Linked DNA regions of Mus musculus: region 1 is linked to region 2. The links are chromatin loops, found by intact Hi-C in ENCODE. Cell type or tissue: gastrocnemius. All regions are shown on one strand. Each heading gives the region's core, and the rest is flanking DNA. Links, peaks and the distances in the headings are about the cores only. Region 1 overlaps Ephb1 (Eph receptor B1). Region 2 holds the start of Ephb1 (Eph receptor B1).

Region 1 (8,000 bases), core at 1-8,000, 230 kb after region 2:
AGGAGAAATCCGCCTGAATCCTCGTGATAACAATTTTACATCTATAATTCCTTCCTCTTCCTACAGCATTGGAATTTGATGGGGATTAGCAGTGGCCAGCTGCAGAATGCCAGAGCCCCTTAGGAAAGGCTCAGCTAGGACTTTACTTAATGAATACTTTCAGAGGGGATTTTCTTTTGTGACAAAAAAAAAAAAGGCTGCTGCTAAGAGATGGGTTCCACTGCCTGAGGCCCCTTCCTGGGGCTTCTGAGGTTTAAGTAAATAAGTGAGGCAGGGGAGGGGAGGTGGGTTACACACTCAGGGGTTTGAAGTGCTGGTATGTTTTGTATGGACAGTGCAGAGATGTGGGAGGGGCTGAGGGCCTTCACTGAAGTTATTTCCTCAGATGCAAACATCCCTCCTGACTCTTTATAAAGAAGCCCATGTTACCCTCCCCCACTGCCCCTGAGCATTCTCTAGGAAGAGGATGAGGAGGGATCGGGACTGTCAAGGTCTGAAGTCAAGAAGCCAAACACCCGAAGCAACAGATTTGAGATGGCAAGGAGAGCTTTTCAGATCAGATCTGGGATGTCCAGTTATATTGACATTTGGGAGTATGTCTGTCCCTGTCTCCGTCTGTTTCAGGTTGCCCTAACAGAATAGCAGAGACTGGATCAGCTATAAATGAATAGAAAATGTATTGGCTCGGAGATCTAGAAGCTGGGACATCTTGGATAGAGGGTGTAGCTATGTTTGGCTAAAGCCGTCTTGCTGTGTTTAGTGACTTACATGGGATGGGGGTGGGAGGAGAGGGAGAGACAAGGATTCCCTTTTAAAAACTCTAGCTCCCACAATAACACCCTAAATCTGATCCGGAGGATAGAGTCCTCCAAGGCTGAACCATCTCCCTTCAAGCTACTCTGGAACACTTGCATTAGAGATTAAGCTCCCGGAATTTGGGGGTGCAGTCAAACCAGGTAAGTGCCAAGTGGATTTCACACAAGAAATACATTTTTTGTGTGTCTCCCATGCAATATTTAGAGCACACATTAAAAAAAAAAAAGGGTTCTTGATGGTTTGTCTAAAATTTCCATTAGGCTAGATGTCCTGTGTGTTTGCTAGGGAAGTCCCACATCTCTGCTGATGGCTTCTTTCTTGCTGTGCTGGTTCAGGTCTTGTTCTCTGAGCTGCATTGCTGAGTTTGCCTTTCTAGGGTGCTTGTTTACTCCAGAGCAAGACACTTGCACCTAAGTGGGCAAGCTGTCCCCTTATTTTTTTCTGGTTCACCCAAGTAGCTAGCGCATCTCCCAAATGATGGAAAGAAGCCTCGTGATCCATGTCCCAGGGTTTCTTCTTTACTTGTTTGGACAGCTTCGCACAGCAAGCAAATGCTCGACTTCTGCATTACATTTGTAAAAGCCCACTGCCCACTTGCAGGATGACATACCCTTGACCCTGTCCTCTATTTATACTAAAGGGAGTACGGAATATTTGAGACCCTAATTAGAGTTTGGTAATTTTCTCTCTTGACTCTTGCAAGTTAGTACATAAGAGTAAGCCGAGCTTTTTTTGGTTGGGAGACTATTGATGACTGCTTCTATTTCTTTAGGGGAAATGGGACTGTTTAGATCATTAATCTGATCCTGATTTAACTTTGATACCTGGTATCTGTCTAGGAAGTTGCTGAGTATAGCCTTTTGTAGTAGGATCTGATGATGTTTTGGATTTCCTCAGGATCTGTTGTTATGTCTCCTTTTTCATTTCTAATTTTGTTAATTACGATACTGTCCCTGTGCCCTCTAGTTAGTCTGGCTAAGGGTTTATCTATCTTGTTGGTTTTCTAAAAAAAAAAAAAAAAAACAGCTCCTGGTTCGGTTGATTCTTTGAATAGTTCTTTTTGTTTTTACTTGGTTGATTTCAGCCCTGAGTTTGATTATTGCCTGCCGTCTACTCCTCTTGGGTGAATTTGCTTCCTTTAGTTCTATGAACTAACCAGTACCCCCAGAGCTCGTGTCTCTAGCTGCATATGTAGCAGAAGATGGCCTAGTCAGCTATCATTGGGAAGAGAGGCCCTTGGTCTTGCAAACTTTGTGTGCCCCAGTACAGGGGAACGCCAGGGCCAAGAAGTGGGAGTGGGTGGGTTAGGGGAAAAGGGTGGGGGTGGAGGGTATAGGGAACTTTCAGGATAACATTTGAAATGTAAATAAAGAAAATATCTAATAAAAAAATAGCTGTTTAAAAAAAAAAAGTAAACTGAGACTAGAGTAGGGCTCTCCACAGAGCCGGTGTCCTCTCTGAGACTAAGACTCCTCCCTCAGGATGCATGGTGCCTCTGGGGCTGAGGCTTGCCTGAAGACCCACCCTCTTTAGCTCTCCTTCCTCCCTAGGCTGTCACTCACCATCTCCTGATTTGCCCCTCCTATGGGAGCCCTCCCTAATCACCCTCTCTGGGGAGGCACACCTCTCTGTGTCTGCTTTGTGGACGACCTGAGGACTCCTTCTTTCGATTGCCCCTTCCTTCTCCCATAGAAGGTCCTGTTCCAGCTTCATTCTGCACAGACATTCTTTGCCTGGCTTCTTTTAATGGAAGTCTTTTGTATTCATATGACTTTATCGTCCTCTGGCTGGATCATGTCTTCATGCTAGCAAGAATATCGTGCCTTAGACTGCTCCACAAGTCCTTTGTTGAGCTAGCATTTGAGAATGAAGAAGCGGGAAGAGGCAGGTGTACCTATTCCCCGAGGCTGGTTGGAAAAGCAGATGGTGTGGTAGAGGTTGCAGGTCAGGCCATGGTGGCTTCTTAGTGATTCCCACACCACCCCTGTCTTCTGAGCTTCACTCAGCCATGGTTTAACTATCAAGGGTGGGCTCATGAGAGCAAGTAGCATAGTAACTGATTGACAGGTGGAGTTTGTATAATGCATGTCCAAGCAGTGAATTCATAAAGAAACGAATTCTAATTATAATGGAACTTGTCTCACTTTCAAATGACTAGAAGAAGGGAGGAGGGGGGAGGAGGGATGGGGTGGGAAGGAGGGAGGGAGGAAGGAAAAGAGAGGAGAGAGGAGAGAAAGGAGAGAGAGAGAGAAAGAGAGAGAGATCCACCTGTTTATTGTAGCTCCCCAGAATGTCAAGGGGCAGGAATTTCTATTTATGTCACCAGCAGAATGGTTTGTGGAGAGTCTGTTGTCACCATCATCAATGTGACAAATAAAAGGAAGATGGAACATCTCCTGAATGGTGTGCAAGTGTGACCAAGCTGTGCTTTCCTGGAGACAAGCAGCATTACCTGCATCCACTAAGTAACCAATCCCCGTGGATAAGGACAGTCTCGAGTCTTGGCACACAGAGCTATCTCAGTATGAATGGTGGGCTGAGCAGGGCTCGGTGTGCAGCAGGGTAGAGTCAAGAGCACAGTTCCAGGACCATGGAGGTAGCCAGTTGGTAAAATGCCTGAATCAGGACCTGAATTCAATCTGTAGAACCTCCCTATGTGAAGAAAGTCCTTCACAGTGGTGTATACGCAGTCCCTGAGCTGCGGAGGTGGGAACAAGCAGAGCCCTAGGGCTTGCTGGCCAGCCAGCCAGTCCTACTTGGAAGTCCTCTGTGAAAAAGTGAGACTCTCTCAAGAGAGAAACATGAGTGATGGTGTGCTGGTTAGTTTATTCCACTTGACACATGCTGGAATCATCAGAGAAGAGGGAACCTTAGATGAAAAAAAATGACACTTCAAATTGGCCTGTAGGCAAGCTGCAGTGCCGCCCCCTGCAGGTGGTCCAGAGGTGTGCAAAAAGGAAACGCAGCAAGCCCAAAACATCACACCAGTAATAGCACCCCTCCACGGCTTCTGCTTCACCTCCTACCTCCAGGTTCCTGCCTTGAGTTCCTGCTCAGCTTTCCATTTGGAATGGACTACCAACAGGAAGCTGCAATAAACAGTTTCTTCTCTGAGTTAGTTTTGGTTATGGTGTTTTATCACAGAGATAGAAACCAAACTACAAATGTATGGCTTTGAAGAGACACCATGGCCAAAAACACTTATAAGAAAAAAAATTTAATTGGGGGCTTGCTTGTAATTTCAGCGGATGAATCCATGACCATCATGGTGGGGAGCATGGCAGCAGGCAAGCAGGCAGGCATAACCTAGGCAACTTATAAAAGAAGCGCTTGATTTGGGGGCTCATGATTCCAGAGGGGAGCAGGGAGCCCACAATCTTCATGTTGGGAGCATGGCAGCAAGCAGGGATATGCAGACATGGCACTGGAGTAGACCTGAGAGTTTATATCTGATTAAGCACACACACACACACACACACACACACACACACACACACACACACACACAGAGAGAGAGAGAGAGAGAGAGAGAGAGAGAGAGAGAGAGAGAGAGAGAGAGAGAACAGAGAGAACAGTGACAGAGAGAAAGAGAGAACTATGGGCTTTTAGAATCTCAAAGCCTCTTCCCATAGGCCACACCCCCTAATCCTCCCTAAACAGTTCTACCAACTGCAGAATGAGTATTCAAATATATGAGCCTATGGGTGGGGGAATTCTCATTGAAATTGCTGGAGCTGATGAATGCCACCATAAGTCTCCCTCTGGCCTCAACAGATATGCACACATTTGCACATATGCACACTCAGCTGCACATGCATTCTCTCTCTCTCTCTCTCTCTCTCTCTCTCTCTCACACACACACACACACACACACACACACACACACACACACACACACACACACACGCATCTGCACACACATGCAGATTGGGTATGTACCAAGGTTCCAATCTGAGATCTGCTTCTGTATCCCTCTTGATTAGCATGGGCCGCTTTCCTCCCTCCCTCCCTCCGCCTCCGAGTCTTTGGAAATCCAGGTAATTGTGCTTGTTTCCTGGAGTTGTTGAAAAGATCAAACAAGATAATGTAGGCAAAGGTCTTCTGCACAATGCCTAGCCCTTCGTGAATGTTTGATAAATGGTACTGATTATTACTAGAAAACATATTAATTAGGTCTGTAATGTCTGAACACATTTGGCTGTTTTTAAAGTGATGCCATTTAAGCTAAATTAAGCTCCCTGTTTAATTCGATGATATTCTTAGCTCATGCATTACAATACAGAAATGGGTTTTCCCTAAATGTATTTTTTCTCCCCCACTCTGACCTTTGTGCTTTTAATATTTGGAGGCATTAAACAAGCTAAGTGGTTGTTCGGGAGCTGCCTGAGAATGTAGTGCTCCTATAGCACAGTGGCTATGAAGGACAGCTCCATGGAAGCGCTGGAGAGCCTTCCAGGAGGTCCTAAGGACACTTGGAGATGCCCTTTGCTGATCCCTCTGTGCTCATATCTTTGTGGATGATGCAGAAGGCAGCAAGAGAAAGCTTGCCGTGACTGACAGGGACCCAGTCTCCAGTGACATCAAAGTATCCTGGCGGTCACCATGTCCTCTGCTTCTTGCTAAATCAAATAAAATAACATAAAATAAAAGGCACAATCACTTAAGAATTTCTTTAATGAACTGCCCAAAGTTGGTGATTTTTATGAAATCCACATCCTGAAGCCTTTTAATTATCTGCATGATAAAGTGCTGAATGCTGATGAGGGCCTCTGCTGCATATTGGAGTGTCTGGGCTGCCTTAAGCTGAACACTTGAGGTGCAAGGCCAATATGTCTCTTTGTGTGTGTGTGTGTGTGTGTGTCGGTCTGTCTGTCTGTGTCTATGTATATGTTTTCATGTCTGTGTTTGCCTTTGTGTATGTGTTTTTGAGTTTTTGTGTGTCTGTGTGTCTGTGTATGTGTCTGTGTATGTCTGTGCGTGCCTCTCTCAGTGGGTATCTCTCTTTGTATGTATCTCTGTGTTTAAGTGTGTGTGTGAGTGTCTTTGTGTGTCTTTGTATGTGTCTCTTTCTGTCTCTCTGTGTGTCTCTGTGAGTGTCTTTGTTTCTCTCTCTCTCTCTCTCTCCCTGTGTGTGTGTGTGTGTGTGTGTGTGTGTGTATCTATGCCTGTACATGCATGTGTGGAGGCCAGAGGAGGATGTCAGGTGTCTAACTCTATCTTTCTCCAATTATTCCTCTGAGACAGGATTTCTCACTGAACTCTAAGCTATCCTGATGACATCAAGCCCCAGTGAGCCTCCTGTCTCTGCTCCCTACTGCTCTGGGCTTAGAAAGATCTGCATAACTCAGGGTTATTTATGAAATGATTTATATATATTGTGACCAAATCAAACAGGAGTGAAAATTCCATCAAAGTTCCAAATGGATGGATGGTGTTAGAAATATATCAACGTAAAAGTTTATTTGGTTGGGCTTAAGACCCCTATTTCATCTTAACTCACCAAGTGTTGTAGCGACATTGAAGAAGAGCCAGGGTGATCTGAGGAGGCTGCCTTTCTGTTTGCTACCTGCACATCTGTGAGGTGACCTTTTCTTCAGATAACTCAGTCATGTAGTTTATACATGGTCAGCTTGAGGGCAGAAGTGATGGGGATCCAGGTGCCTTCTGTTGATACAGGTATAGCATACTACACACTTGCTTCTAAAGACAAAATTATGCTCATTAAAGCTCTCTCTCTCTCTCTCTCTCTCTCTCTCTCTCTCTGTGTTTCTATGTGATATGTCAACTATTAGAGTCCTCCAAATTTTCAAGAGTCAAAAGTAGCCATGAAACTAAAAGTGTTTGAGTGCTACTGGCCTACTCCTGCATGAACAGGTGCCGTTCTGGCTAAACCGCCCATCTTTGGTACTTCATTGTCGTTATATATCACAATGTTGTGGGTGCTTCATCTCCAGCTGCTTTACGTGCTCCTTAAAGGCAGCTTCTTCCTCTAGTTTGTGTCTTCATAAACCAGGCTGTGCCTGAGCAGGTGGGGCTTGCTTGGTGCATATTTAACGAGTTGGATGTCAGATTGTCCTTCTGTCTATAAAAATCGAGGTCATCTTGCTTACAGGTTCAGATCCTAGGATCTGCTATCAGAGGTCTGTAGCTCCTGGTCTGCCTCCTGGTGTCTATCATCTGGTGAGGTCTTGCTTTCTGTTCTAAGGCACTCATAATCTAGGTGAGGAGTGCTGATGTCCTGACACCAGGCTAGACCTTCTGAATATGGACCTTTGGTGTAGACCCAACATTCCGTGCCTCAACAAGCCTTTCAGAACACCACGAGTCCCCAAAGTTTGAGGACCTCAAACTATCTTTTATTCTCCTCTAACATGGAGACTGTCACTCTGAGTCCACGGGCTACTGACAGGTCATGTAAGACTGTTCTCCAATGCATGGCAGTGAGGTTAAAACACTTAGGAAGCCATGTGTCCCTCATTTTAAATGGAGAAAGAGTTGGTTATGTTCTGTCTACTTGTATTACCCAACTCTCTTGCCTATGGGCATTAACCATTACCCATATTCTATGGCTTTAAGCTCAAGATAATGAAGGTGGCTGAACCAGGAAATAGAAAGGCATACCGATTGGTGGCAGGATAGGGTATAGCCAGGTCCCCCAAGGCTTCTAATTTCCTCTCCCCTCCTTTGTGGAAATCTGTTGACCTTTATTTCTGAAGCCACACTGAACCCATCTTAGGGTGGAACAGTACACAACAGCCCAGTGAACGCAAAAAAAAAAAAAAAAAAAAAAAAAAAAAGCCTTGATGGAGTTGGGGCAGGAATAAGTGAAGTGACAGTTTTGAGAAGGGTCAAGAGAGGAGGAATGCCAGGCAAATTAGAGCAAGTGACCTTTGCAGATGGCAGCTGGGGAGACAGAAGGTGAGATCCTGTCATTCCACATTGAGCCGTTGACAAAGAGCCCGAATCAGCGCCTTGGCAGACAGGTGCTTAAGCTTCCTGGTGTCACAGTCACAGGCCCGGCTTATCAGTGGACCCATTCCGGTGAACCTATTAAAGGTCCACTGGCATCGGCAAATCTTCTTGCTAATTGGAAAAGCGTCAAACTGCACAGCCAGCAAGAGCCATTGAGGATTCAGAGCTTTTGGAGGACCGGCTGACCCATTAACTGCTTCCGGCACTGAGCA
Region 2 (15,747 bases), core at 7,748-15,747:
TGGGCAGACATCATACAGTCCCTAAGAGAACACGAATGCCAGCCCAGGCTACTATACCCAGCACAACTCTTAACAACCATAGATGGAGAAACCAAGATATTCCATGACAAAAACAAATTTACACAATATCTCTCCACAAATCCAGCCCTTCAAAGGATAATAAATGAAAAACTCAAACACAAGGAGGGAAATTACACTCTAGGAAAAAGCAAGAAAATAATCTTCTTTTAACAAACCAAAAAGAGGATAGACACAAAAACCATAGTTCCACCTCTAAAAAATAACAGGAAGCAACAGTCTTTTTTTCCCTTAATATCTCTTAATATCAATGGACTCAATTTCCCAAAAAAAGACATAGACTAACAGACTGGATATGTGAATAGAATCCAACATTTTGCTGCATACAGGAAACACACCTCAGTGACAAAGACAAACACTGCCTCAGAGTAAAAGGCTGGAAAACAATTCTCCAAGCAAATGCTCCCAGGAAACAAGCTGGAGTAGCCATTCTAATATCGAATAAAATCAGCTTTCAAACTAAAGTTTTCAAAAAAGATAAGGAAGGACACTTCATACTCATGAAAGGAAAAATCTACCAAGAAGAACTCTCTATTCTGAACATCTATGCTCCTAATGCAAGGGCACCCACATTCATAAAAGAAACTTTACTAAAGCTCAAAGCACACATTTTACCACATACAATAATAGTGGGAGACTTCAACACTCTCAGCAGTGAACAGATCATGGAAACAGAAAGTAAGCAGAGACACGGTGAAACTAACAGAAGTTATGAACCAAATGGATTTAACAGATATTTATAGACCATTTCATCCTAAAGCAAAAGAATATACCTTCTTCTCAGCACCTCATGGTACCTTCTCCAAAATTGACCATATAGTCGGTCACAAAACAGGCCTCAGCGGATACAAAAAGATTGAAATAATCCCATGCATCCTATCAGATCACCATGGACTAAGGCTGGTCTTCAATAACAACATAAACAATAGAAAACCCACATACACGTGGAAGCTAAACAACACTCTACTCAATGATAACTTGGTCAAGGAAGAAATAAAGAAAAAAACTTAAAGACTTTTTAGAATTTAATAAAAATGAAGTCACAACATACCAAAACTTATGGGACACAATGAAAGCAGTTCTGAGAGGAAAACTCATAGCTCTGAGTGCCTCCAAAAAGAAACTCGAGAGAGCATATACTAGTGGCTTGACAACACATCTGAAAGCTCTAGAACAAAAAGAAGCAAATACACCCAAGAGGAGTAGATGGCAGAAAGAACTATACAAAGAATCAACCAAACCAGGAGCTGGTTCTTTGAGAAAAATCAACAAAATAGATAAACCCTTAGCCAGACTAACTAGAGGGCACAGAGACAGTATTCTAATTAACAAAATCAGAAATGAAAAGGGAGGCATAACAACAGAAACTGAGGAAATCCAAAAAAATCATCAGATCCTACTACAAAAACCTATACTCAACAAAACTGGAAAATCTGGATGAAATGGACAATTTTCTAGACAGATACCAGGTACCAAAGTTAAATAAGTATCAGATAAACTATCTAAACAGTCTCATATCCCTTAAAGAAATAGAAACAGTCCTTGATAGTCTCCCAACCAAAAAAAAAGCCCAGGACCAGATGGGTTTAGTGCAGAGTTCTATCAGGCCTTCAAAGAAGACCTAATACCTATACTCCTCAAACTATTCCACAAAATAGAAACAGAAGATACTCTACCCAATTTGTTCTATGAATCCACAGTTACTCTGATACCTAAACCAAAAAAAAAAACAAAAACAAAAAACAAAAAAACAAAAAAACAAACCAACAAATAGAATCAATTTAAAAATACTCAACAAAATTTTCACAAACCGAATTCAAGAACACATCAAAATGATTATCCATGATGATAAAGTAGGCTTCATCCCAGGGATGCAGGAATGGTCCAATATACAGAAATCCATCAATGTAATCCAATATATAAACAAACTCAAAGACAAAAACCATATGATCAATTCATTAGATGCTGAGAAAACATTTGACAAAATCCAACACCCATTTATGATAAAAGTCTTGGAAAGATCAGGAATTAAAGGCCCATACCTAAACATAGCAAAAGCCATATACAGCAAACCAGTAGCCAACATCAAACTAAATGGAGAGAAACTGGAAGCAATCCCACTAAAATCAGGGACTAGACAAGGCTGCCACTTTCTCCCTATCTATTCAATAAAGTACTCGAAGCCTATCCAGAGCAATTAGACAACAAAGGAGATCAAAGGGATGAAAAATGGAAAGTAAGAAGGCAAAATATCACTATTTGCAGATTATATTATAGTATACTTAAGTGACATCAAAAATTCTATCAGAGAATTTCTACAGCTGATAAACAACTTCAGCAAAGTAGCTGGATATAAAATTAACTCAAACAAATCGGATGTAGGCTTGTTACATCTGATAGAGGGCTAATATCAAATATATACAAATAATTCAAGAAATTAGACTCCAGAGAACCAAATAACCCGATTAAAAATGGGGTACAGAGCTAACAAAGAATTCTCAACTGAGGAATACCAATGGCTGAGAAGCACCTAAAGAAATGCTCAACATCCTTAGTCATCAGGGAAATGCAAATCAAAACAGCCCTGAGATTCCACCTCACACCAGTCAGAATGGCTAAGATAAAAAACTCAGCAGATGCTGGTGAGGATGTGGAGAAAGAGAAACACTCCTCCATGGCTGGTGGGATTGCAAGCTGGTACAACCACTCTGGAAATCAGTTTGGCAGTTCCTCAGAAAATTAGACCCAGCAATACCACTCCTGGGCATATGCCCAGAAGATGTAATAAGGCTTCACTATGTTCATAGCAGCCTTATTTATAATAGCCAGAAGCTGGAAAGAACTCAGATGTCCCTCAACAGAGGAATGGATACAGAAAAATGTGGTATTTACACAATGGAGTACTACTCAGCTATTAAAAAACAATGAATTCATGAAATTCTTAGGCAAATGGATGAAACTTGAAAATATCATCCTGAGTGAAGTAACATAGTCACAAAAGAACACACATGGTATGCACTCACTGATAAGTGGATATTAGCCCAGAAGCTTGGAATACCCTAGATACAATTCACAAACCACATGAAACTCAAGAATTAGGAAGACCATAGTGTGGATACTTTGGTCCTTCTTCAAAGGGGGAACAAATTACCCATGGAAAGAGTTACAGAGACAAAGTGTGGAGCAGAGACTGAAGGTATGACTATCCAGAGACTGGGGATCCATTCTATATACAGTCATCAAACCCAGACACTATTGGGGATGCCAAAAGTGCTTGCTGACAGAAGCCTGTTATAGTTGTCTCCTGGGAGGCTCAACCATTGGACTGAGCACAGGGTCCCCAATGGAGGAGCTAGAAAAAGGATCCAAGGAGCTGAAGGGGTTTGCAGCCCCATAGGAGGAACAACAATATCAACCAACCAGTATCCCCCAGAGCTCCCAGGGACTAAACCACCAATCAAAGAAAACACAGGGTGGGACTCTTGGCTCTAGCTGCATATGTAGCAGAGGATAGCCTTGTCATCCATGAATGGGAAGAGAGGCCATTGGTCCTGTGAAGGCTCTATGCCCCAGTGTAGGGGAATGCCAGGGCCGGGAAGCAGGAGTGGGTGGGGCAGAGTGGGGAGGGGATAGGGGATTTTCAGAGGGGGAACCAGGAAAGGGGATAACACTTGAAATGTAAATAAAGAAAATATCTTAAATAAATAGATAGATAGGTAGATAGATAGATAAAACCCTTCTCTATCGCTTGATTTGTTTCCTGATTAGAGGAGCTCCCTCGCTGGTTCTGTTGCCTTTCTTGTTCATGTTGTTCTCTTGCCTTTGGAGCTTATGCCTTCGGAGTGTTATGTCCCCTGGAAGTTCATAAAGCATCTGTCTCAGTGGATGTCCCTCACTCGGGTTGTAAGGCTCTGCTCTTGTGTTCTCATCCTTTCTTGGGCCATCCTCATCCCTTTCCCTATCTTTGAGGACAGACTCACTCCTTTGGAATGGATTTTGTGAGCAGGTGACCTTTAATCCTTGGTTTGTCTTCGTACTTGCTTGATGTAGGCATAGGGTTGGAGGTCCAGCTGTATTCATGTGTCGGCTACTTCGCAGAGAGGAGTATGCTCTATTGAGCCTCCTCCACCCACCATCCCACCTCTCTGGTCCTCTGACCTAACCTGTCACAGGATGAAAGCCAGTTAATAAGATTCACAGACATCACTACTGTGTCCTCTCCAGTCAGTTGACTGTTCTTCAGTTCTGAAATGAGCTGTGGCTTCCTGAGCTAGTCTACCTGACCACTTGTCTCTCTTGTTTTTATGCTTCTTCCTTGGAATAAGACGATACTTGGTGTTAATCTATGGCTGTAACAACGTTATGAGGAGTAAGTTTAAGTACTATGTCCATTATGAAATTAATGGTCATAGGTTCTCTCGTAGGGCTTATGACCTGTCTAGTTAGAGGTTCTTCACTGGATAATAGTGCCGAGCATGGGTTCCATAGGAGAGTTGTTGGTTACACCCATGATGCTTGCAACACCACTACACCAGTGGGTTGGAGGATGACCAGAAGAAAGCAATGTCTTCTGGACACAACAAAGCAGCTGCACACATGGAATCACGGGAGTTATGATAACCCGCTCAAGACCTGCGCATGTGCATGCCAGACCAAAATCCGAGGATGGGGAAGGGAGGTGAGCACAAAGTTTCACCTGCAACTGCAGAGTTATTGACAATTTAACAGCTGCTCAGAGGAGGGGAGCCAGTTCCCTAGGAGCCTGTAGCCCTTGATTAGTCGACTATGTTCCATTTGAAGGTCACATCTATGAGATTCTATGGGTAGCACACATTGAACTTGATGTGTTAAAAAGTAACAAATTGATTGATGGTTTAAAGAAAATAATAAATAAATAAATAAATAAATAAATAGACACAAAGTTGGGTGGGTGGGGAAGGGGATATTAGGTCTGGAAAGAATTAGGGGAGGAATCATAATGATCAAAACACATTGCATGAGATTCTCGAAGAACACACACACACACACACACACACACACACACACACACACCCTTAAAACCTGGCTTTTAAGGAAGAGAGTTTAGCATATGGCATACGTGTGGTTGATCATTTCTTTCCTCCATCCTACTTCATCTACCTTGAAAGTGTTGTCAGTTCCTTTCATACCCTGGCAATGAGGTTGCCTGTCAGTATTTGCTACCTTGTTATGTAAACCCTCATCTGCATCTGCATCTGCTAGGAAATTTGCCCGAGACAGAAGCAGCAGCTCCTTGAAAGCCCCTGTCCAGGGGCCACTGTGGAGAGCAAGAATGAGGATGCACTTTGGCTCTTTACCTCTGTGTCTAGGAAGATGGCCGATGGTAGTAATCCTACAGAAAGAGACTAGATTACAGACATCACAGGCTCTCCCCAGAACTCTACAAGAAGCAGCAAAAACTGCTGCTGAGTGAATGCAGAAAGAACAAAGAAGTAGCAGAAGTATCTCATTGACTACCATGCACTCAAACGAATCTTAAAAGAGTCCACATACGTCTCAGAGAAGAATTAATGAAGAATATGTCTTACAGCTTAAGACTCTGCAAAGTCACAAAGTAGGTAACAAAAGCATTGCTTTATGAGGAGAATATATTTTAAAAGGAAATTCTCACATACAAGCACCCAAGCGAGCGGTCTCTCTCCAGGTTGTAAGCTAACAGGTAGAATGAAGACACAGGTTGTGTATATAATAAAAAAAGTGTGTAAGTTGGGGGCAGATGGAGAACTTTCTAACCAGGTAACCTTGAGATGAAAATGTTGCAATTGTTTTCACCAGCAACACTTTACAACCACGAGACCTCAAATTGATTCCTTGTAAGTAGTGAACTGGTGGGCTTCCTCCAAGCCTTTCAGCCAGAAGGGCCTCGGAGTCTCCCGGAAAGGGTTCGGTCCCTGCTTGGGTGTCTGCAAGCCCTCGGCTGCTGGCCTTGGTAGTGCACATCTGTCACTCTGCAGGCGTGATTTAGTGATATCAAATAGCTCAGTGATTAATCAAGAGAACAACTGAGCATTTGACATCAGAGAAGGGAAACATAGCAAAGGAAGGTGTGGTGGTGGGGTATGACATGTCCTCAGGCTTGTTGGCTTGCACCAGCCATGCTGTTTAGGGTATTTGGGGTACAACTCACTGCATGAGAAAGATCAGTACATTCCACAGGACAAAACAAAACAGCACAGCAAAAACCTAAAAACTAAAAACCAAAGCAGCAACCCTCCCCCCACAAACAAAAACCCACCCCACCTCAAGGTCTCCCCCCCCCAAAACCCAACAACAGTGATTTGATTAACGTGTTCAGGAAAAGCCTGTTTCTTCAGTTATAAGGAAAAATTAACAGGCAGGCAGCCCCCAACTGAGGGTCTTCTCCCTGAAAGCATCAGCAACTTCTAGAAGTCACAGAGGCTGTCGCCATAGTCCTTGGGTGGATACTGCCACCCCTGGCAATCCAGCCATCAATTACCTGTCTCTGCCTTCCTCCTTCCAGGTAGTATGTAGACTCTTTCCTTCTAATAGAAAGACATTTCCAGTGCAGGCACCACATGAAACAAATCAGAAGAGATGAAATTGGGAGCCTGGGTCTAGCATGGTGTATCACCTCCAAGCTGTCTCTAGAGGAAGCTCTGGAGCAATTTGAAACAGTTAGACCAAGCTTCACTAAGTAAAGGGAGGCAGGGCTATCAGACCACACTGAAGGGTCTGCTTCTCCCAGTTCCCTACTGATCTCACTCAGCAGGGGTGAGACCAGGAAACTGCTGTTTTCAGAGAGCTCAGCTGGTGGTTGAAAGACCTAGCAGGGTTCTTTTTGGATGTCTGTACTCTACTTGGTGTGCTCCAAGGGACCTCCAAGGTGTGACATTTCACAGGTGGATAGTGTCCAGTTCTATCTGCAGCCAGATCAGGGAGACCGACAGAGCACACACGGAGATGTGGCTGGAAGAGATGGATCAGAGGGACAGCAAAAAAAGCTCCTCGATGGATGTGGGTAGAAAGAGAAGGCAAGAAATTCAACTAACTTCATTTTGGTTATGAAAGTAAACACCATACATGGTGCTCAACAAACCAATGCTGTTTCTGTCCTGCCCAGCACAGCAGCTTCCGTGTTCTGTTGTCCTCAAGGCCTTTGACAGCCTAGCACACCATTGCCCACTTTTTTATTGTCATTACTCTACTATGTGATAAGTTTCCTGTCCATCATGTCCCCGGTCTGCTCCACGGTGTGCCTGGTGCACCCAGTAAACATTTCCTGAATAGGTGGGTGAATGTGGGATGGGCTAAGGTAGGATACGGAGGCACCGAGGAGCCAAGAGTTGCAGGCCAAGAGAACGCCTAGCAAAAACTGGGATGAGAATACAGTTCTGGGAATCCTGTCCTGGAATCTGGAGGCCTCGCCAGAGTGGCCTGTCTTTCTTCAGGAGACAGTGAGGAGCCGCTGGGTTGAAACACTATGAAGAGATAAGACCAAGATTAGCTTAGGAAAGATTACGCTGGCGGCAGCACTCAGCGGGGTTACAGAGGACAGAAACCGGGTGGCCAGTTAGATTCTTCAGTTGTCCAGAGGGAGGAGGGGTGACACAGAGCTGAGACAGATGGATAGACCTGAGACAAAGGCATAAAGAAGAGGAAGCAGGAGAGGGGGTTTTGCTGGGTGTGCTTGGTGGGGTGGAGGGAAGGAAAGAGCCCACAAACCACTCATGCATGCACCCAACATCCATCTGAGATCATCTACCCACCCCACCCATCCATTCATCTGCTTGTCATCATTCATCCATCCATCCATCCATCCATCCATCCATCCATCCATCCACCCATTTATCCATCCATTCATCTGTCCATTCACCTATCTGTCTGTCCATCCACCCATCCATTTGTCTGTCCATCCATCCATCCATCCATCCATCCATCCATCAGTCTGTTTTCCATCCATCATCTATCTATAATCCATCCACAGGGATGGATGCAGTTGGTCACCAGTGCAGGGAGGGGGAGGGGTTTCAAGGTAAGAGCTTTGGGGATTCCTCTCTTAGAGGCTGGAGGGATGAAGGAGGAAGGGCAAGAAGTAGTAAGACAGGTAGGCAGTGAAATTGGACTGTGGAGAGTGTTGCCAAAGCTGCAAAAGACCCAGTACTCACCCATGTCAGAGAGGGGCATCCCTCACTTAAGGGACTTCAAGACACAGTGCTGTGGAGGGACAAAGAGCAGCTGAGGTAGTATTAGGGAAGATTAAGCAGCGGTCACTGACGTCATCCTTTCAGGTTCTGAGGCCGGATGGGTGGATGGTAGGGGAAGACACAAACAGCCTGTGTCAAAGTCTGGGAAACAAAGACCTGTCAGAATCAGGGGTCTGAGTGTGGCTGGGGTGGTGAAGAGGGAGGCAGTGTCTGTGAAAGACAGAGTAAGTACCCAGGGTGGGGAATCAATGTAACTAAATTCCCAAAGGAGAGTTGCCAGATGTTAATGTCTTTAAAAGGTTTGGGGAGGGGGCTGAAGCCCCTCCCACATGAGTCTTCCAGGAGCATCCCTAACCTTGCGGGAGGAGGTGAGGACCTTCTGCCACACAGCTTCTGACAAGCATCAAGGCCAGGGCCGGATCTGAAACAGCCTGACCTGATCAACAGACAGCAAAATGGGGCATTATCATCAGAGCTGATGGTGGGAAACCACTTCTATTCTGGAGCCTGGTTTTCCTGTGGTTGCAGAACTCAGTCCTTCCCACCTACCTCCAGGCCTGGTTCAAAGCAATGTCTCCCTTCCCCATACCCCAACAAGTTGTCAGACTTTCGGCTGTTTCTTCATGTCTTCCCATTATGACTGTCTTCTGACAGCAGGCCCTACAGTGGATGCTCAGAGATCCACCTGGGAAGAGACTTTTGGAGATATACAGCTGAGGATATGATAGGAAGCCCACAGGGTGTTCTAACTACCCCCGAGCAGCCGGCCATAAAGTCTTGAAACCATATTCACTCACTCCACAGATGCATGCCAAGAATAAGACACTGTTAAGGTTCCAGGAATTCTGAGTGAACGAGATCAGACAAGACTCAAAAATAAACAAAATTGATTAGTAAAATGATATAGGGTGGCGGCATTCTGCATAGGAATAGTCAGGAGTAGCTGTGGGGTGTCTGTAAGCATAAGGGACCTCAGTTGACTTCTTGGCTGAGCCCCTCCTTTTCAGCTTGGGGAAAGCGAGCGTGCGAGGCTGCAGTTCTCCTAAATCACCACAAGAGGGAGCGCGATCACCTCCTAGCGCCTTCCTAACCCTCCCACACAGCCTTGCAAGCAAAAGTTTTTCTTAAACTAACAATGCCAGTGTAAGGAGGTGCTCGCGCCTGATTGGATGAGGGAATTTTGCAGGTTTGATTCCTTGATTGGACAGGAGGTGTTAGGGGTGGAGAGAGAGCTGATGGTGGGGGATCCCGCTCCCTCCCCCGTCAGTCTGGCCCGCTCTGTCCTCCCGTAGGCTCCGCTGTAGCTCGCAATGTGACACCAGGACGCACACGCTCTCGCGCGCTCTCCCAGGCTCGCTCTCCCTCACCCTCTCTCACACACGCACGCACACACCCACCTCTCCCATAAACACACACACACACATGCACACCCACATCCACGCGCGCCCGCACCGCCCCACGCGCGCACACTCCCGCCCACGCCCACGCCGCGCTCCGGGGAGTCCGGTCCCGGCCAGAGCGCGAAAGGACACGGAGAAGCCACCCGCCGGGAGCGCAGCGGCGCCCTGGGACGCGGCGCGTCTCCGCTGGGGCTCGGCCTGGGGGCCGCTGGCCGGCGATGGCCCTGGATTGCTTGCTGCTCTTCCTCCTGGCATCTGCAGTGGCCGCGATGGAAGGTAACGTACCCTTCGCGGAGCAACTTGGTGGCTGCCGGCTGCCAGTTCATGGGTGCCGCGCGCTTTGCAGGGCTCCTTTGGCTGCTCGGCCGGGCATCCTGGTGCTGGAGAGAGAGAATGTCACCGATCCTGGGTAGAGATGGGGCACCGGGATGGGGCGGTACCCACAGGCATGCCCTGCGCCGACCCTGGGCGCCCACAGCAGGTTCGTTCGCACGCAGAGTCTTTCGGCTCCTGCGCTCTGGTGCTCCCAGACAGCACGATCACCGGACATCTCCGGCTTAGAGAGCCTGGATCCCGCTGCATTGCGGTGCAAGCTCCTTAGCTCTGGGCGAAGCTGGTCTGGGAAGCGATACCTCGGGCCACTGGGCTCCTAGAGTCGGCACCTTCGGCTCTTTCTATCCCGGGCCTGGATGCGCTGGCTGGCGAGCGGTAGCTTGCTGTCTCCCTTTCGCAGTCTGAGGTTTCCGGACTCTGGGCTCCGCAGGCAGGCTGCTTGGGGGATCACAGAAGGTCCTACTAGTACCCCAGCAAGTGACTGCCAAACGAGAGGGGCCAAATCCATTGACCGCACCCTGGGGGGGAAATCAGCCCTAGAAGCTGCCGGGTTGCAATCTTCCAGGGACAGCAAGTGCGAGGCGGACGCCTTTCTCGCCTTCTGAGCTTTGGAGCAGGGGTGGGCTTGGGTGAGTGCTGGCGGTGCTTAAACTCATCCGGCAGTTAGAAGAGACTGCGTGGCTGCGAGCCCACGAGCCAAGACACCATCCCTGCTGGCTCAGCGTGGTTGTGCCTCCCGCTGGTGGCCAGCCAAACCCGCTCAGCGGACCCCTTACCCGGCGCACCCAGGAGCCCCGGCGCTCAGGGCTCCCGCGAATCCCGTGGGAAATCCCTGCTCGCCTCCCCGCCTCCCGCCCCCTTCCCCGCCCCCAACCTTCCCTGCGGAGCCGCGGCGGCCGCCACCTCCAGGGACGCATCTCAGTAGAGAAGGAGCAGTTAGAGTTATCTCGAACAGAGCAACTCTGGGGTGAGGCGCCGCCGCCACGCCACCCCTGCTGGAAGCCCCACATCCCGATGGATGTCTCTGGCCAGGTGGACTCCACCCGTAGGGACATTCCTCGTGGAAGGTTCGCAGCTCTCTGTTTCCCCTGTTGTGTTCCCATTTGAGAGCTGGCTCCACTGGATTGCAGGTTCCAGGTGAAACGGACTCGTTCAGTGGAAACTCCAGACCAACATTGGTCCAGCGTCTCTAACCCTTCCAGTAAGCACTGGCATACACCCGTGCCCCTCTTGGTCATAGCAGGGAAGATGTCTTAGCCATGGCAAAGACTACCGCTGCTCAGTCTCCGTGGAGATGGGTAAGCGAGGAAGCAGCAATTACTGCACAGAAAGCTCTCGCTTGTTTCCTGAAGGTGGCTTTTTGTTTGCGCTTGACCTCCTGCTGCCCTGCGAGGCTGCTGGTCTTCGTGTGTGTGTGTGTGTGTGTGTGTGTGTGTGTGTGTGTGTGTGTGTGTGTGACTTTTGGAATGTGCAGGGTTTCGACTGGTATGGAGTGTGGCTAGCACCCCAGCGTAGGCTTGAGGTTGATTCATCCGGAGACACGTGCAGAAGCAGTCGAAATAGAAAAGGAGAGAAATCACCCCGCAACAAAGCCGGTTGAGAACTGTCGCAAGGTGGAGTGGCCTACAGGACTGTGAGCTGGGGTGGCTTCAAGTCTTCAGTTTGGGGCTGCGCTGGTCCGGTTTACCTCTCTTTGCACCTCCGAAGGGTCAGGGATTCGGTCTCAGATGTACACTTTAGGAAGTGCGCTCTCGGCTTTGAGTCTCAATAGATGGAGGGAATGTGTATATAGGCAAACTAGTTTGCAGAGCAAATTCGAGGGAACAGAACACATCAGGCGCCAGGACACATTCCTCCTGAAACACTTGTCGTCCCTCCCCCCACTAGTCCCTTGCCTTCCTGGCGGAGCTGTTCATGGGTGCCATTGTGTACCCAGTCTGGTGTGCATGGGCCGTATCACCTAGGCCTGCTGCCAGGGTCTACTTCGGAGCTGTGGCCCGTCTCTCAGTGTCCAGGTTGGGAGCTTTACCCCTTGCTAGGCAGGAAAGCCTTATTCTGGGGATTGAAAAAAAATCTCTGAAAGGGTTAAAAGAAATACCACATTCAGCAGAATATTAAAGCAGAGTCTTGCCCCTGCTCAGCGCGCAGGGGCAGAACACACCATTCACTCCCTCCTTTTTCTCGAATGACAACAGGCAGGTTCATTTTCTCCTCTCAACACACAGAGCCGCCTTCCCGCCTGCCTGGCTGGGTTGGGGCCAGCCTCATTTGGTTTGTGATGAGCACGGAATAATTCTCAGAGGAGTGGATCAATGAGCCGCCTACACAGACAGCAGGGCCCTCCCCAAACTCAGCTCTGGGGAGGCAGTGTTCTCCTCCGTGGTTTCAGCCAGTTCATCTTGTCTTTTTCCTGGCATCTCTGGGGTGGGTGGATTTCAGGCAGGTCCTCAGTTTAAGCTGGGGCGGGTACAAAAGAACAGTGCCTGTCACTCGTGGTCCTGATGGGGAGATGTGGGTGAAGGAAGTCAGGTCCCTAATGTGACCTGTGTCTGGGTGGAGGAAGGAAGGTAAAAGAGAGAGAAAGGAGGGAGGGAGGGAGGGAGGGAGGGAGAAACAGCGGGTGTGTTCCGGGATCTACACTACCTGGTCTAAATGAGGTAGGGACAGAATGAGGGTAGAGGGACATGTCATCTGACCGGAAGCTGGTTGGTCTTTATATGGGGGAACCAGACTGAAAGAGAACATATCTCCTCCCTTCCCTCCTGCCTGTCTCCCTTTCCAGCCAGTCTGCTCTGTGAGGTGTTAGGAGAACACAAGCAGTGCAGGGGAAAGGCTTTGCTGGGCTTTCTGGATTGGTTTTCAGAGGGGACCCAGACAGATGGTGAGAGCTGTTGATGTCCTCTGGGCTTTGGGACACAAGGTCTCCCCATAGACACCCACTTCTCCACGAAGCCGGACCATGGCCTCTGGCTTTTTTTTTTTTTATCTCTAGCTCTGTCACTTGGAGACTATCATCCACCTCCCACCCTCAGTACCTTCACTATCTAGTGAATTTAGGGCCCTCCCATTCCAGTCTTAGATGCTGGAACCAGACCACAGTTAAAGAGCCACTTGTGTAATATTTAAGTTGAGAAAAAAAAAACTATAAATAGTCTGAAAGAGTTCTGTGGAATACGAAGACTCAAGAAAGCCATGCTATTGTTGCATGGGAAAGAGGGAGAGACTATTTTGAAACCCCAAAGAGGGGACAGCCATTGTGGTCAAGGGTTCTAAGATATCTGGAAGCCTGTGTTTGCCTGGGCAGCTTGCTGTGAACTCTTGGCTCCAAGTTCAGCAAGTTCACTTTCTGTAGGCTCCCTAAGAAGATCCCGATGCCCCTGGGAACACCGTCAGGAGGATAGGTCCGCATTAGACTGCAGTCCAAAATCTGGGGGAGGTTTCACTTCAGTCTGCACTGACCAAGTTGGAATGAATTGGGCGTCTGCAGTTTTACCGAAGTGTTTGATATTTGAGGGAATAGGCAGCTTAGAGTCAGTAGATTTTGAAACTGCTGGGGAGAAGTATTCTGACACACACACACACACACACACACACACACACACACACACACACCCCTCCGTCAGTCTTTACAACATTTTTATTATCAAGCCCTGTCCCGTTTTTCAGGCAAGAATTCTGAGACACACCAGTCATACTTAATATTTAATAAAGACACCTGTCTGGAAAGTGGTCAAGCCAGAATTTGAACACAGGCAGTCAGGATGTAGGACCTGTGTTCTTACCTACACCTCCTCTTTCCGCCTCCAGCATAAGCTTTATGTGGAACCTGTTTGGCCTCCATTCACGGGTGGAAAGAGCTTGGTGCCAGCTCAGCTAGTGGCTGTTGGGGTCCTCACTCACCAGTCGGGCTTCCAGGTCTCCATGGTCTTGGAGAAGAGAAATGACTCCATGCTGACAACAAAGAGTCACTGCCCACAAAGCTCCCCTATATTTCTTTCTCCTGCCCCTCCCCTGGACACACCAAGACCAACGTCTCTACGGAGATGGCTCAGGCCCTTACCTGCCACCACGGGTCTGGAGCATACCTGTCACCTGGATTCCAGGAGTCTGCTCCTTGGAGGAGCTCCCTCTATTTCTCTCTCTTCTGCCCTAGCCACTTAAGGAACCTGAATATTTCTATTAAATTTCCCTGTCTCGGAAGATGGTGGAGAAACAGCACATTGGATGTCTGCCCTTCTGAGGAAATTACTATAATAATAAAGTAATGCCTTGGGAGAGATTTCATATTTAAAAGAAAAATTTTGCATGCGAAATGCCTCGGCTCTGTCTGCAGATTCCATTTCGGTTGCAGCTATAGGTGGAGCCCCTGGGTTGGAGTGTTCAACCACACTCACACTGGAAGGGGACACTGCCTAAGTGGTTGACTCAGGGCATCTACACCATCAAAAAAAATCCCGGATGTTTTTAGACCACCATGCTGGTTTGGCCACTCTCTGAAGGTTAAACTATAATGGACAAATATTCCAAGGAGACCCATAGGATGGTCGGTGGACCCTCGATGTATGGGAATCTACTTTTCAATGCTCGAGAGTCAGTTAAGATGCACAATCACACGCCCCCTTCCCGTGACTCAGTTTCCTCAGTGTTGAGTCGGACTGGGAGAGAGGAGCGTGCAGAGAGAATAGCAGAAACTCAGAGCTGGGTGTATTCTAGGCTTAAAGTGGTGGGCAGATGGATAATTACAAATTAAGTCCTGTGAGGGGCAAGGCGACCCCTGGGGGATTGGGACTAGTGCATGGATCCTTACACTGGATCCTCATAGGTAGTTGAAGATGTCCTCTCAGGCATTCAATGTCCAGTCATCCTAGACTAATGAGGAGGAAGTCTTGGTGAGCATCAAGAAGGGCCTTGGCCCAGCACTCTTATGGGGCAGACTATGCTGTAGGAATGCCCTCTGACTAGTAGCAAGTTTAGGTGTATGTAGGCAGTGCAGGCAACATGATATCATGGTCCCCACTGGCACCACGTAGAATTGTGAGCCAGGTGCCTCTCAGTGACGTTAAATGCATTTGTCTCTGCTCTCTTTAATGAGTTTCATCTCCACCCCAGTCTAGCAAATGGGTCCCGTGTTACTTTCTGTGAGGCAGTGACCAAGAGCAGCTGGCACAGACAACTGAGAGCAGGGGACATTTATTTTTCTCATGGTTTGGGAGGACTCAGTCATCTTTAGGGGGGAGGCTTGGCGAGCGGTCCATATCATGATGGAGGAAGAGAGAAAGCAGAGAGAGAGAACTCTGGTCCTGGGCTAGCCGCCTCCTCTCCCCTCCCTTATCCTCTCCTCAGGTCAGTGCCCTCAGCCCATAGTGCCACCCACATTCAGGGTGGATGCCCCCCTCAGTTAATATTCTCTGGAGAAACAGACACACTCTGCCATCTCACGAATCCCGTGGCAGAGCTAATCAAGCTGCCTTGCGTTCACTCACCCTCGAGGGTACGCTTCATTCCGCCATAGTGTTCAGCTCCCAAAGCGTCGACCTCACCTGCCTGCCCTCTTACTTTCTATCAATTGTGGGTGGAGTGTTAGCTCCGGAAAGATGTCCCACGCTGAAGATCAGGGGACAACCTTCACCACACCCTAATAACCCTGCTGGTAACAAGTACAACCAGATGACACACCCGCTAAAGAATTGGGTCCCACCTCTTTCTGTCACCAGTGCAGATGTTTCCCCAGG

The links. Peaks named below come from ENCODE experiments on the same cell type or tissue, not always from the same donor. Only the 100,000 strongest peaks of a DNase experiment are listed, where the experiment ranks them.
Region 1: a loop joins it to region 2, with 2.9 times the contacts of the local background. A loop is called at or near these places in 7 of 42 quality-filtered maps.

What each region holds. Positions count from the first base shown.
Region 1 is chr9:102,115,369-102,123,368 of GRCm38, reverse strand. The region is part of intron 3 of Ephb1 (Eph receptor B1); the gene reads left to right. Among named protein-coding and RNA genes, the nearest start is that of Gm31233, 91 kb to the left of the region's middle. In gastrocnemius, for the core only: a CTCF peak has its summit at 3,755 (motif pointing left); DNase peaks (open chromatin) are centred at 3,751 and 7,829.
Region 2 is chr9:102,348,493-102,364,239 of GRCm38, reverse strand. It overlaps Ephb1 (Eph receptor B1), which reads left to right and starts at 9,547. Exons shown (of 16, transcript NM_173447.3): 1 at 9,547-9,958. The coding sequence starts at 9,901. In gastrocnemius, for the core only: no CTCF peak of the experiment used is centred there; DNase peaks (open chromatin) are centred at 11,269, 11,595, 11,944, 12,276 and 2 more places; H3K4me3 peaks cover 2,130 bases; H3K27ac peaks cover 480 bases.